2 separate regions of the Mus musculus genome follow, and region 2 is linked to region 1. A link is a loop called in an ENCODE intact Hi-C map of the cell type or tissue named here. Cell type or tissue: left cerebral cortex. All regions are shown on one strand. Links, peaks and the distances in the headings refer to the core of each region. The heading gives the core; the rest is flanking DNA. Region 1 overlaps Gas7 (growth arrest specific 7). Region 2 has its middle 81 kb from the start of Gm40029.

Region 1 (7,640 bases), core at 1,152-5,151:
TCCGTGTGCCTTTCTCTGGCTTGGTAAGTGAGAAGATAGGAGAGGCCCCCACATGGCTCTCCTCCAGCCACTTGCTCCCTCCCAGGATGCCATGCCTCCAGACCGGTTACACTGCGCATCCAAATGAAGGGCCACAAGGTCCTCTAATTCCTCTGTCCTGTGCCTGGTGCTCTCCCTGTCACTGTTGCTCGAATCCCCTACAACCTGATGTGTCAAGTTTGTGCCGAGGGCAGTGAGCAGCCATTAGTGTCTGTCACTCTCAATCAGACGGCTCCCCGCCCCCACCTGCCAGCCCAGAACTGCTGATGGCAGGGACGAGGCCCAGGCATGGCTGCCAGCCCTTCTGCTGCTGCCAGCTTCTCTTCTAAACTAGCTTTGGGCCACTAAGCTTCAGATCCAGCCCAGTCCTTGCTCTCTGATCGAGGATATGCACCCAGGGCTGGCAGGGCCTGGCAACGCTGCCTTCCAGATTAGATGGGAGGGAAATTGCTCACCACACACTCCCATATTCCCTGAAGTAGGGAAGCTGGTGTCTCAGCCTCCTAGAAATGGGGCCATCCCATCCTCTGAAGAAGTGCTGCGTTCTATAGGGTTTGAACATGGAGCTATGGGCTCCGTATGGAGACATAGTCCTGGGTGAGGGAAAGGATGGTTCAGGTCACCAGCCTGAAGGGACATGGGGTAAGAGTATCCAAGGGGTGTATGTGTAAGCGCCCAGGTTGGCATCAGGGAGGCTTGGATTCCAGTCCTGAATATTCTTTGTCACTTGCTGTGACTTATAGCCAGTCTCTCCTTGGCTCAGTTTCCTCCAGAAGTAGTGAAAGGAAGGCACTTTTCTGTCCTTGTCCCAGAGAAAGCAACTGCTAATATGTCTCAGAGTCCTCACTTTAAACAGTGTCCCAGAAGCCATGATAGCAGCTCTGTGCTGCAGACCATCCTAGAGATGCGCTGATACAGGCCAGAGGGAAGGACCAGGCAGGAGGGTACAAGGTGAGCCAGCCAATGAGAATCTCACGGCCATACTCAGAAACTCTGAGTGAAAGGACCCAGTAGGGGCCTGACTCTGGTTGGGCTCCATCACTGTGTGTCTCTGAGACAACCAGCCAGCCCACTCCTTACTCCTGATTTTGTTTTTAGATCATGAAAATGTCTCTCTCTTATTTGCTCTTCTTCCTTTCTCCCCATTTCTAACCGCCCTGAGACGCTGTCACCTTGCTTCAGCCTTTGGTAACAGTGTGAGACATGGGGTCCAGGCCTCCAGAAGCCCAAACCTGGGGCCTGCCTAAGGCCTGCCAGATTCCTTGAGATTCTCTAGGAAGAGAGGTTGTGGTTGCAGCAGGCTAAGTTCCCTAACCCAGTTTCCAGGAGACACAAGGAGGTCAAAACAGGCTGATGACCCGCGGGCCCTAAGTCAGCTCAGGAAGGGTACTGCCAGTGGGCAAGAGCTGAGGTTTCAATCTTGATGCTTCCTAGTTAGGTGAGCCTCAACATAGTGCCCGCCGGCCACTCTATTCCACTTTCCTCATGTGTGGACCGTGTGATGACCACACTGTTGCATACTGAGCACAAAGTGTGTGCTGGACTCTATTCTAGGTACTTTACAATTGTGGACCGATTCGTTCCCGACTCCACTTGCCCATACCTGAGGCCCTCACCATCCCTGCTCTGCAGACAGAGACAGACACCAGAAACCACTGGGGAACTTGCTCAAACTTTGCCTTAACTTTGTAAATGGCATAAGTGAGATTCTGGCTTTAGAGTCCAGGTGTATAATCACTGCAGGGTTGATTCCATTAACTACAGCTCCCGCAGGAGGAGGCAAACAGAAACCCTGGGAGTAGTCCTGGTGTGTACGCAGTGGACACCAAGGTGTCAGCGGGCATTGCAGTTGCTCTTACTGCTTGTTTGGCTTTCTCGTCCCTGCGAAGCAGGATGGTCCACCAGGGCAAGCACAGCAACACATCCAGTTGGTTTTTATCTTTGCAGAGGTAGTCAGAGCAGCTCAGAATAGGGCGACAAGGAGCCCAAGACAGCATGTCCCCGTGTGCGTCTCCCCCACGCTTGTGCCAAGATAGCAAAACTGAATAGACCTCACTTCTCAAATCTCTACTGTTGGCTAAGAATCTGAACAGCTCCCTTCTTAGAGTACAGGGATGCTGTTGCCTGAGAATCTAAGCTGCTGCCTGAGAATCTAAGCTGTTGCCTGAGAATCTAAGTAACTCTTTCCTTAGAGTAGAGAGACGTCCTGGCCTTAGCGCATCAGAGGGTGTGAAGGGAGGAGTTGGGGACCCTACTCCAGCCCTACAGGGGTATCTGGCCAGAGCTGGGGGGCAAATCCCTGAGAGTTTAGGCAGGAGCTTCTCTCATCAGGGACTCCCAGAAATGCTATTTGCAGGGAGCTCTCTCTTGCTTTTAACTTTGACATCTTCCAGAAGTTTCCCTGCAACAAAAGCAGCCCCGTGGTGGCTGTAATTTCCATGTCACATCTCTGCACACAGCACACTCCACCCCCTTCAACTCGCTCCCCCACAAGCACCTTCTCCTGCCCACCACACAGAAACAGCTTCTCCCTGGTTACAGCCTTCTGCCCTCCTCCACCCCTTCACCAGAAGAGTGCAAGTGAAATGGGAAACTGACAGAGGGAGGGAATGGGGGCAACTTCAGCTAAAATCCAAGATTTGGCTGCAACTTCTCTGTTTCCCAGTGAGCATCGATTCTGGTTGGCGATCCACGTTGCCATGGCAACAACCCCAGCTGTGGCCCAAAGCCCCAGCCCTGGAGCCCTCCCCGCCCACAGTGAGCCCACTTACGGTGATGGTGTTTTCCTTGCTCTGTTTCCTGCCTGGCGATGAGGATCCCAGGTTCTGGGGAGAGAGGTGAGACCCATCATCAAAGCTGTTCTCCATGTTGGACATTTTTTTCCCCATCCCCGTTGTTCCCCAGGTGGGTGGAGGGATTGGTTAAGAACCCTGAGGTGGGGAAGTTCAGGGGTGTCAGCCTGTCGTTAACTCCTGAGTCACCATATTCTGGGTTGGGGCAGGCAACAGCATCTTAGAGCCCAAGCTGCTCCAGAGTGCTCAGGCTCCAAGCAAAGTGGAGGAAGGCTGAACCCAGACTCCAGAGAGCCACAGCAAACCAGGTCTCCCTTCCTCTCCTTTCCAACTGGGATTTGGAGAGTTAACCCCTCCACTGCCCTCTGCTGGTAACCAGACCACGTTGCGGAAGCATGGGAGTGGAATGACAGGGGAGCAGAGAGTTAAGGCAGATTGTAGGCCACCTTCCCCGCCCTCCCCCAGGCACAGAGGACTCAGCACGTGACATCTCATTCTGAACGTGCCCCCATCCCCCCGAGTCCATAATGTCAGACGGTGAACGAACATGGGCTCTGCCCAGCCACCTTGGCAGTGTACCTGGAAGCCACAGTGACTTCCCATATGCACAGCATCCTTCTGGGTGCCTTTTATATACTGTCCCCATCGTCAGCAAGGAAACCAGAGTCCTAACTACCCGTGCACTCCTAGGTGACCGTCAGAGTCCCACAATTGTGTTGGTGGAGATGGCCAAGAACAGCCAGCTTAAAAAAAAAGGCACATTTAACACATGAGACTATTCAGTTCTGAGACTTTAGAAGTTGTGCTCAGGATTCAACTCCACAGCTCCCCAGACAGAACCCTGAGATGTCACTTGTCCTGGGTCTCACGAGGCCCTTGAACACAGCTCCCTTGAGGTACTGTGGATAACTACTCTGTGTGTTCTGGGGTTGGCATGGGTCCAAAGGTATGAAGGGCTTTACCATGGCGCCTCAGGGAAGCCAGATGATTCCACCCGTCCTCAAGCCACATGGTCTGGGACGCAGGCAAGGTGAACCCCTGGGGTGGGCTGTTCTGACCTCAGCAAGCCAGGCCAAAAAGAGCGCATCCTAGACATGTACAGACTTCCTGCCCTGATCTGACCAATAAAGAGCCTGTTCGTAGAAAACTCCCATCCTTAGCTCTCTTGCTGAAAAGTAGTCTCGAGGAGCATCCATTTCAGGGATGACTAACTTTGAGATGAAGGCCGTGGAACTGACTTCTTGGAACCTCAGGTTTTCCATCTGTAAAATGGACCGTTCTTACACTGCTCCAGTCAGTCCCAGGCCTGAGCGGCTGGCTGGAGACTTCACTGGAGGCACACTGACCTGACCAGCTTTCAGTCACTTTATCCAGTCACCTGTGCTTGTAGTAACTCCTCTGCCACCCTGACATGCTGTGGACCGACCTCAAGCTTGTGACCAACAATATCTTCTATATGTATTTCTAATCCACCGCTGTATCCAGCTGGCCTGGCCTGTACCCTTCCAAGCTACCATTGCCCTTCAGGGACATTCACTAGAAGTGCCCAGTACAGACGACAAGCAGAGGATGCACAACAAGAGCCCTGGGTGGCAGCTATCAAGAAGGAGCGGGAACAAGAGTCTCTCTGTGGTTCTTCCACACAGAGACACTGACCAAGCCCATACCTGCCAAGAAAGGGGCAGACCTGCCTCAGGGTTAGATTCTCTTCTTTGCAAGTCTCCCCGTCAGGGACCAATATTACACTGTTACTCTCCTTGTGTGCCTGATGTAGCCCAGGATTGGTGGTGGGCAGGAAGGGGACCAGTGGCGTTGGCCGGAGTCTATCTATGGCTGCTGTTGCTACCGTGGGTATAAAGGACCAGAAGGCAAGAAACCCTAGAGGAGTCACCCTCTGCTGGGGGGGGGGGGGTTGTTTGTTACTCTTCACCGATAGGAATGCAGAGTCCTAGAAACAGCTAATTCCAAAGACAGAGCGTCAGAGTCCTTTCTGTACCAGCAGGTGCAAGAGAACTCAAATACTGATGGAAATATGACAAAAGGTCAAAGGAACTGGTCTAAGATGACCCCCATAGTCCTCATGGGGGACCGCCTGAGCTCAATAGTAATAATGACCACAAGGGAGTCACTCCACAGCGGTCAGAGGGAACACACCATTCCGGGAGGATACCCATGACAATCTACATAGAGTTTACCACTCGGAAATCCCAGTGTCAAAGGGACTTCGGTTGTGATCCTCACTGATACTCAAGGCACAGAGTGGTTATGGTCAGGAGGCAGGACAGTCACAGTGTCACACTGGTGTCCCCTGGGCTACCCATCCATCAGAAAGGGAAACAAATGAAAAAAATCTGTAGTTATTACAGTGACCCAGGGCCTCCCCAACAGGGGGCAGACCTGCGACTGTGTGCCTCCCTGGAGATGCAACAGCCAGCAAGCAGCCAGCTCACCCCATACAGAACGCCTGTCAAACGACAAGCCTAGGTCCAAGCATGAGAAAGCAAACAGACTAAGAATGTAGGTTGGCCTACAAGACAAGGAACGACCTGGAGTCTTCAAAACAAGCTAGAAGTCAGTGTGAGGGCAGGCAAAAGAAAAGCCATGGGGCATCAGCCTAGACAAAGAGACTGGAGCAGACAAGGTGACAAAAGCGCCCGGCTCCTGGTATACAAGTCAGCAGTGGGAATCAAAGTTGAGCACACTCAACAGAGACATCAAAAACATCGGAGAGAAAGCAGTCAGCCAGTAAGAACTGCATAGAGCCGACCTGCTTGTAGATAAAGCACCATTTAAAAAAAAAGTCTGGAGTCAGAAAGTAGGCTAGTAGCAGCCCATGGCTTTGGGGGAGGCCTAGAGGGATGTGAATTCTCTACAATCCATTGTGATGCAAGATGCACACAAGGAGCACTCTAAAAACAACCAAGAATGCTTGGTGAGCACCACCCCCACTTCCCTCTTCCCTCCCTCCCCCTCCCTCTCTTTGCTTCCTGGGGATTGGATGTTGATCACTCCCCTTATAACCTACTGAGCTGTAGTCCCAGACTGTATTTTAAATGATGGAAGTGTATAATAATTAGTTGCATCTCAACACATGAGATGATGAGGTAGATAGACAGTCAGACAGACAAAGGAAGGAGAGAGAGAGAGAGAGAGAGAGAGAGAGAGAGAGAGAGAGAGAGAGAGGTGGACGGACAGACAATGATAGACAGGGCTAAAGAGGCAAAGTAATCAACGTTTTCATATCAAAAACTTGAATGGCTCTTGACCTGGGGAGAAAAGCTGGTATAAAAGGCATTTGGGGGACCATTAAAGAATTAGAATCTAGAATGCACATGATAGATAATATTATTGGACTTGTGTTTTTTTGGGGTACTGTAATGGTACTCTGATACCTTTTCCACTTGGTTTACAATTAGAAATACTTATATTTAGGGCATTAGTAACCTATGGTCTTAGGAGCTGAGGCAGTGCTCAGTACCAAAGTTACAGTTATGAAGTAGCAACAAAAATAAATGTGTGTTTGGGGGTTCCCAAGACCATTGGAAATATGTACTTTCCGAGGGTCACAACCCACAGGTTGGGAACCACTGATTTAGATCCATAAGTCAGGAGTTTTGCTGTAGGTACAGGTGGGGATGTCGAGGCAGGATGAGACCATTCATGAACCAACACTGGCCTAATGCCAGCGCTCACTGAAATGAGATGCTAGGTCCGTGGGTCCCTGTCACAGAAAGCCCTTGACTTTTGTAAGTTGACACAGTCCTACAACAGACACGTTTACATTTTGCCCTTTGCATATAATTCTGGAGAATTTTTTTTTCCTTCTGGATCCAGAGCTCACTACATAGCCCAGGCTATCCTTGGAGCAGAGACTCCATGCTCCTCCTGATCTGTGTACTGCTTGCCTAGTTCTCCTCCCGTTTGGCTGAACTGCTACTCCCACATCCTGGCTGTATCCCAGCATCTCTGCTGCCACAAAGAACACACACTACTGGCTAAGCTGTGAGCAACTCCATGACACGCAGGCGAGCAGCCCCTCCCCAGGGATCTCTTGAATCCTAGAGGAATAGGAAAAACCCTCTTCAGTTCCCAGCGCTGTTGGCACAAAACCGGGCTCCTTGTGATGGGCCATGCAGACCCCTCCTGCCGCATCTTTTGCCCTCCCACACCTGCCAATTCAGTAAGTCACAGCATGACACACACTTGATGTCTGTGGGTTCTTGGAAAGCTTCACCCTCCTTCTTGCCTCTAGGCATCTACATGCTGTGCCCTGGAAGACTGTTCACTAGCCCCCCCCCCCCATCTTTTTGTTAACCAACCCTCTGTGTAGCCTCTTCCACTCCTCCAGCCTAGCATCTTTTTTTTTTTTTTTTGGTTTTTCGAGACAGGGTTTCTCTGGATAGCCCTGGCTTTCCTGGAACTCACTCTGTGGACCAGGCTGGCCTTGAACTCAGAAATCCTCTGCCTCCCGAGAGTTCTTACCACTGATACAATTAAACAACTGTTTACCCATTGTCCTCCCCAGCTAGGGCTGAGCCTTTCCATACCTCAGAGCCTAGCAAAGACCTAAATACACGATGATTGGGTGTGCGTTACTAAAGCCAGGGGCCTGGGGAGGAACTGCAGAGACACAGCCTCTCAGCTCTTTCTCCACTTAAACTACCTTCTTCAACACACTCTGTAGGAGCCCCAGTGTCCCATCTTTCCTTTTGTGTCTTTTGGGGTAGTCAGGAAGCCAGACTGATGGAAGGATGGATTACAAAAAAGCCCAAGTAATGGTGGGCAGGAAGAGAAGGTGCAATCTAAGAT
Region 2 (7,640 bases), core at 1,342-5,341, 220 kb after region 1:
TTTGATGTAGTTCCTCATGTTGTGGTGACCTCCCAACCATGAAATTATTTTGTTGCTACTTCATAACTGTAATTTTGGTGCTGTTAGGATTCGTAATATAAATACCTGATATGCAGGATATCTGATATGAAACCCCTGTGAAGGGACTCATTTGACCCCCAACGTGGTCTTGTACCACAGGTTGAGAATTGCTGATCCAATCCACTCTGGATTTAGCCATTCAGGAAGGCAGGGGGCAAAACTCATGACCCACTCACCTCCCTGAGCTCCCACTTCTCAACACGTCTACACTGGAGACCATGTTTACGGCATTTGGAATTCTAGGGGGCATATTCACATCAGAACTTATTGCTTAATCAATGTCATCTACTGCCAGGGTTATAGAGGCACATTACAATTCCTGGGCTGGATATTGCCCAGGCTTGGACCAACTTGGGATGAAGGTGAGTCTGCTTTAGCCCTAGGTAACTTTTTAAAAAAACTTTTTAAAAAATCATGTATATGATATGATATATTATATATTTAATGTTTAAACATCTATTTGTTTTTATTTGTATGAGTGTACTGACTGTATATATGCACACGAACCATGTATATGCCTGGTATCTGCAAGGATCAGGATTCTCTGGAACTTGAGTTGCAGTTTGATTTTGATTTGCTATTTGAGTACTGGAAACCAAGTTCTGTCCTCTGCAAGAACATCAAGTGTTCTCTCTCTCTCTCTCTCTCTCTCTCTCTCTCTCTCTCTCTCTCTCTCGGTTTTCTTGGCTGCTCTGGAACTCACTCTGTAGACCAGACTGGCCTCGAACTCAGAGATCCACCTGTCTCTGCATCCCGAGAGCTAGGATTAAAGGTGTGCGCCACCACTGCCTGGCAGCAACAAGTGCTCTAACCACTGAGCAATCTCTTCAGTGTCTATGATTAGTTTTTAAGACAGTGCTTCACCATGTAGGCCTAACTGGGCTAGAAAATCTTATGGAAATTAGGCTAGCTTCTAATTCAAAGACATCCATCCACCTGTCTCTGCCTCCCAAGCTCTGGGAGTAGAGGTGTGCATTGCTACTTTCTGCCTAAAGTTCTTACATTTTTAATTATGTCTATATATGTATGGGTTTATGAGCACCGGTACAATGGCCCAGGAAGCCCAAAGAAGGCAACAGATTCTCCCAGAGTTAGAGTTAGAGGAAGTTATGAGCCGCTTGATAAGGGTGCTGAGAACTGAACTTGGGTCCTCTGGGAGAATAGTAAGTGCTCTCAGCTGCTGAGCCATCTCTTCAGTCCTTAGGAAACGTTTGAACAGCCAGCATATTCTTCTCCAATTGGGACCTCATCAATTCTACCACATGACGGTTCTTAACATTGACTCCCCTTTGCACAACCCTTGCTGATCACCTGTGGGTGATTCTTCTCCAAGACAGCAGAGATAGGCTTCTCTGAGCTGCACTGCTCACTAGATAGATCAGCAGCTTACTGCCACACTCCTTGGCTCTCCGCTTCCCCTGTAAGAGTCCCTATCTGTATAGTAGTTACTCTACCAAGACTGATGAGCTCGCTAAATTCTGCATTTTAAAAGCCGGCTCTGTGGAATTTTGCAAGAGCAATGGCTTCTATTTTTAAAGGGGCTGTTTGGTTTTTTTTCCCCTTCTGATCATTAACATGTGAAATTTGTATCCAACAGAGCCAGTTTGGAAAGCCCAGCTGCAGCGTAGAGCCTTCCCAGATCATGCGGAGCTAGGTGAAGGTTGCCCAGAGTGGGATCCCGTCTATTGGTGTTCTGGTGCTTCCTTATAGAATTGAGAGAGGCACAGCATCTAAGAGAAGGTCGGGTGGACTCTTTCATGTGTATGGAACCTGCAGATTCAGGAATACAGTTGCTATGACAAGATGAGATTAGATTGCTCTCGTTGGCTCCACACTGGATAATTCAAAGAACAATAATCCTTGTGTTCAAATTAGGCTGAAATCACAGTCTTACTTCCCTGTGATTAGTTATAATAGGTTCATATGAACTTGGTAGCTAAAAACAAAATACAAACACTCCCCTAGAGTTTGGAAAGCAAGAACATCGAACACAGTTTGATTCTGGTGACGTAAAGATGTTAGGACATCTCTGCTCCCTTCAGAGGCATTGGGACCCCTTCCATAAGTGCTTCTGCAAAGCAACGCCTCCTTCTCCCTGAGTGCTTTACTCTTCCACAGTCTCCGAGAGAGAACATAGGCTGCAGCAGAGGGCAAAGCCAATTCCCTATCAGGCAATAGAGACCCTCCAAGAAGAGTAACATGTACCTCTACTATTCTGGAGGTTCCTAGTATTCTAGGATGTGAGGTTGCACAGCTCTGGTCTGTGTCTCGTGTGTGTGAGTGTGTGTGTGTGTGTGTGTGTGTGTGTGTGTGTGTGTGTGTGTGTGGTGTTGTTTGAATATGCTCATGGGTGCTTGCCCACGTAGCTACATGTGTATGTATGTGGTTGTGGAGGACAGAGGTTGACATAGGTCATCTTCCTCAGTCAACAGCATCTCCCACAGAGCTCAGCGACTCTGCAAGCTCCAGAGATGTCTGCTGCCATGCTGAAGAACCAAAATCAGGTCATCCTGCTTATGATTCTAGCACCTTACCGACTGAGGTGTCTCCTAAGCCTCCTTGGCTTCTTTACTGTAAAGAGGCAGAGGGATGGTACATGTATGGCCAGCTTGGGCTATTCACTGAGACCCTGTTACCAAACCAAAGCAAAGCAGACAAAACAAAACAGCAAAAAGCAAGCAAGCAACCAACCAGCCAACCAACCAAAAAAAAAAAAAAACAAAAAACAAAAAAAACAAAAACAAACAAACAAACAAAAAAAAACAACCAAACATAGCCCAAACTAACCAATCAAGCAACCCAAGGACTGGAGATGTAGCTCAGTGTAGAGGCAAGGCCCCGAGTTTGAACTTCAGTGTTAAAAGCAAAGAAACCAACCAAAAGGGTACACGTGATGGCATTTAGGACCTATCCCAGCATCCCAGGCTCCATATTCAGCATCCTTCCTCGGTCCTATCTCCAAAGGCTTGCTTTTTCCTTCTTTCCTTCCCTCCTACCTTCCTTCCCTTCTTTCTGTGTACATAATAAAACATGTGACCAGAATTAATATGCCTACCACAATGGCCCAGGAAATTTGGGCAGCATAGAGCAGGTTAAGAAGTAAGACTTTAGCTGGTGTGGTGGTAGGTACGTACAGTCCCGACTACTTGGAAGGAAGAAGGAGGGTTGCATCAGCATAGGTGTTCCTGGCCAGTTTGGACTTCTTGGCAAGATACCATCTCAAAAACAAACAAGCAAAATGTTTATTTTGCCTGCTTATATGTCTGTGCACCGTGTGCATGCAGTACCATCAGAGGCCACGAGAGGGTGTCAGGACCCCTGGAACCGGAGTTACAAATGCTAGGAAGAGGACTGGGAATGGAACTGAAAGACCAGCCAGTGCTTTTGTAACTAAGGAGCCACCTCTTCAGTCCCAACAAAAATACTTCTAGATTTGCATTCATACTCCTGAGGGAGGGTTCTACCAGCTGCAGTAGATGGGGTTTTACCCTAAGCTGCAGCCTCTAATTCCTTGAAGACACTGGGGAAGGGCTTTGGGGCTCAGGCACCTGAGTCTTGGCAGAAGGAACATGGAGGGTAAGAGTCTTACATCCCTTTGCTATGGCTTAAAATTCTCCTTTGATTTGAGTCACTGGTGCATACGTTGATGACAAGCAATACAGAACGCAGCGTATCATCATTTACCATAATATATTAATTATGTTAATTTCCAGACAGACTGTTACTATGTAGCCTACATTAGCCTTAAAATTGAAATCCTCCTGTCTCTACTTCCTGAGGGCTGGGATTTCAGGTGTCTATCACCACATTTAGCTGAAAACACGACTTTGAAGTTGCCAAGTTCAAATGACTCTCTTACTCCATCCAGATCACTGCCTTGGGGCCCCCACCTCAGATTCTCTCTGTATTTATTTAAATTACTTTTGAAATGTTAATCACCGCATGTTAATAAACAAAGTAATTATTCTTGATGTTCCACGCGGGCGCCATTTATTAAAGAGAGCCGATATTATTCATGATTTCACCAGGAAACTAGAGATCCATGAACAGGCTAATGTGCTCTTCTTATGAAATTACCAGGACATTTTCCTGTTGCATAATCAGTAAATTAGACGCGGGATTATCACATTTCAGTGGGAAGGTGCGGGAGTCACTTCTCAGGGATCTGATTAGTGCTTTCACAGCGGGAGCTTTCTCTTGCAAGGCTTTGGGGAGAAGGGGGTTAGCTGGGGGCGGGGTTGGCGGGAGCGGGGGAGGGGGCGGGCATGGTGCTTTACCAACCGAACTCCGTGTAACTTGGCAAGTTTTGGAGAAGTGTGCATAACCATCAAGGGGGTGGGCGGAAGCAGCATTTACGCGGATCTGCTTTGCAGAGACTCAGGTTTGTGCCACCTAAGGCCTCCTGCCCACCTGGCACACATCTGCTCAGGCCTGCTGTTGCTCTCAAGTTATGGATACTAGCCAGGAATGGCTCCTCTGGCTGAATGGACTGAAGGAGCCAGAGTATTAGGAGGCATGACAGCTCCCGGGAAGGGTGTGGAGAGGCAGAGTGGGCCGAGGTATCAGAATTGTGGCAGGGCAGGGGAGTGGGTTTGAATATCCTCAAAGGGTTTTGTGGTTGTTGCTTATTTGAGACAGGGTTTCTCCTAGCTGAGGCTGGCCTTGAACTTCTGACCCTATTTCTACCTCCCAAGAGCTGGGATTACAGAAATGTGCTGTTGTGAGCAATTTTTGTTTTTTGTTTTCTCCTTCCTTCCTTCCTTCCTTCCTTCCTTCCTTCCTTCCTTCCTTCCTTCCTCCCTCCCTCCCTCCCTCCCTCCCTCCCTCCCTCCCTCTCCTTCCTTCCTTCCTTCCTTCCTTCCTTCTTTCTTTCTTTCTTTCTTTCTTTCTTTCTTTCTTCCTTTCTTTCTTGGGAGGGGGGAGGGGTCGGAGACAGGTTTTCTCTGTGTAACCCTGGCTATCCTGGAACTGACTCTGTAGACCAGGCTGGCCTCAAACTCAGAAATCTGCCTGCTTCTGCCTCCCAAGTGCTGGGATTAAAGGTGTACGCCACCACTGCCCGGCTTTATTTTTGTTTTATCAGACCAAGTCTTTTACTGTAGCCCAGGCTAGCCATGACATTAATCTCATGGACCTTTCTTTTGGTATCTTATTCCCCAACCACACCAGGGTGAAAGATGTGACTGGCTCTGCATTCCTCACAAAGGGCCTCCATCACTCTTGCTTCCTCTGCCTGCTTTCCACTGATCTTTGAGTTAAAAGAGCAACCAGAGGTACTCCCCTCCTTTCTGCAACACTTCTGCTATCAAACACCAAATGCTTCAGGGAGAGGGCCATGAGGAAGTCGGGTGCTGCTGAAGAGAGAGAGACACAGGACCTGAGAGAGGAAGACATGACTGCATTGAGTCATGAGAGATTTCAGTACTGGAGTTGGGAGTGGGGAAACAGAGATTCAGGCTCAGCAACTTGAGCAGTCTGCTCTGGACCCCATGGGGCTCTTTGGGGCCTTTCCTGATTTACAAAAGCATTCACTCTTAGGCAAAACCAAGGTGTGGATAGAAATGGACTCTGGAGTCAAACCCACCGCCTACAGCTGTAAGGCTTGGCTCTGTCCTGTGATGATATTAACTGTCAAGTTGACAGACTCTAAAAATGGCCTAGGAGATGGGCCTCTGGCTGTATCAGTGAAGGACTATCTTGATTGCCTTACCTGATGTGGGAAGGCCTACATAAGTAATTATTTAGACTTATTTGTTTTATTGCATAGGCATGAGTGTTCTGCCTTCATATATATGTGTGTGTGTGTGTGTGTGTGTGTGTGTGTGTGTGTGTGTGTGTGTGCCATATGTGTGCCATATATGTGCCCTATGGAAGTCAGAAGGCAGAGGAGTCCCTGGAACTGGAGTTACATAGGTGTTTGTGAGCCACCATAAGGGTGCTGGAAATTAATCCCAGTTCCTCTGCAAAAGCATCAAGTGCCTTTAACCCCTGAGCCATTTCTCCAGCCTGGAAGACCCATCTTAATTATGGGCAGGGCCATGCACGGGGCTAGGGAAACTGGACCATACAAAGCAGAAAGCCAGATGAGCACACATGTGTGCATCCATCCTGCATGGCTTCCTGGTTGTGGATGCTGTCTCGCCAACTGCTTCAAGCTCTTGCTTCATCTTCCCCCATGTGACAGGCTGTGCCCTTGAACTGTGAGCCAGAATAAACCCCTTCTCCCTTAAGTTGGAGTGTTTTATCGCACCCTCAAGAAAAGAAACTAAGATATCCTTTCTAAAGTGGAGGTAGCATCTCTCTATTGGGGCACAGACAGAAGGGCCGTAGGCTCCCATCCATCTTCATCTGCTTGTGGTGTGGCAGCAAAATGCTTCAGACCATGACGTTTATAAACAATAGAAGTTTATGTCTTAACATTCTGGAAGCTAGGAAGTCAAGGCAAATACCCCAGTACTTTTCATGTCTATTGAGGGCTCCCCTACTCCTATAGATGGTGACTGCCATGACTTCCTGTGGAAGAGGCCAGACCTAGTCAGAGTCAAAATGCCCACTTTTTATGCTCAACTCATTAAGGCTCTACGATCAATACACGAATGCGAAGCATTCAGGCCCAGCGGATCTGTCCACCGGATCCACGTTGACATAATGCCTGTCCCCTGTGGTGGCTCTTGATATCAACCTCACTCCAGCACAGAGTTCGATTCCAGCATTAGCTCCCCCGGTCCCTTTTTTCACCTAGCTCTGCTCTGCCTTCTTAGCTTTGCAGGTGGACACTGCTGACTTACACCTGGGGACCAGTTAGAAGAACAGGAAGTCAACTCCAGGAGGCAACAATCCCAGACCTGGGGAGTCCAAGAGGAATTTTCCAGGAGACCTTGACTGGCAGACCCAAGGAAAAACTTGTTATCCTCTAGGTACCTCACGTTGGACTTTGGCCTTTAGTTCCAAGTGAATGGTGGATAAGAGATGAGGTGGGTGGGGTGGAGTGTGGGGGTTTGGAAACCTTGAGTGCCCCCTGCTGGCTAAGGCTGAGAATGTAAACAAGGGACCTGGCATAAAACTGGAGCTGTTCCAACATTCTATTTCACTCCTCCAAGGCTCTGGGCCCACTCCACAGATGTGGCCAGGGCTCTTTTGTCTTCTTCGGGCCTCTATGGAAGCTGGGGGCACCTGTTCGAAATCCCTGGCCTCCAATGTGGTTTTCCTTGATTAATTTTAAAGGAAGATTTTATTACTTGTCAATACTTAAACATCTGATTTGACACACACATTTAGAGATGGAGTTTCTCTTTAAAAATGTGCTCTGATGTCAAGCTTAGACTCCTGTGTGACCACATTACCTAGAACAGTTTAAGACTGGCTTATTATTTATTTGTGTGCGTCTGCGCATGTGTGTACATGTGTGTGCTCAGAGATCAGACTAGGGTGTGGAGTGTCCTCAACTATCTGTCTCTACCTAGTTCTTATAGGCAAGGTCTCTCCCTGAACCTGGGACTCACAGTTTCTTGGTTACAGTAGAAGCTAGTAGGATTCAACAATCTTCCTGCCTCTATTTC

The links. Peaks named below come from ENCODE experiments on the same cell type or tissue, not always from the same donor. Only the 100,000 strongest peaks of a DNase experiment are listed, where the experiment ranks them.
Region 2: a loop joins it to region 1, with 2.4 times the contacts of the local background. A loop is called at or near these places in 25 of 42 quality-filtered maps.

Annotation. Positions count from the first base shown.
Region 1 is chr11:67,648,083-67,655,722 of GRCm38, reverse strand. It overlaps Gas7 (growth arrest specific 7), which reads right to left. Exons shown (of 14, transcript NM_001109657.3): 5 at 2,811-2,864. Among named protein-coding and RNA genes, the nearest start is that of Rcvrn, 43 kb to the left of the region's middle. In left cerebral cortex, for the core only: a CTCF peak has its summit at 3,209 (motif pointing left); DNase peaks (open chromatin) are centred at 2,194, 2,666, 3,204 and 3,732; H3K4me3 peaks cover 675 bases; H3K27ac peaks cover 3,561 bases.
Region 2 is chr11:67,427,836-67,435,475 of GRCm38, reverse strand. No RefSeq gene overlaps it. Among named protein-coding and RNA genes, the nearest start is that of Gm40029, 81 kb to the right of the region's middle. In left cerebral cortex, for the core only: a CTCF peak has its summit at 3,388 (motif pointing right); DNase peaks (open chromatin) are centred at 1,670 and 4,335.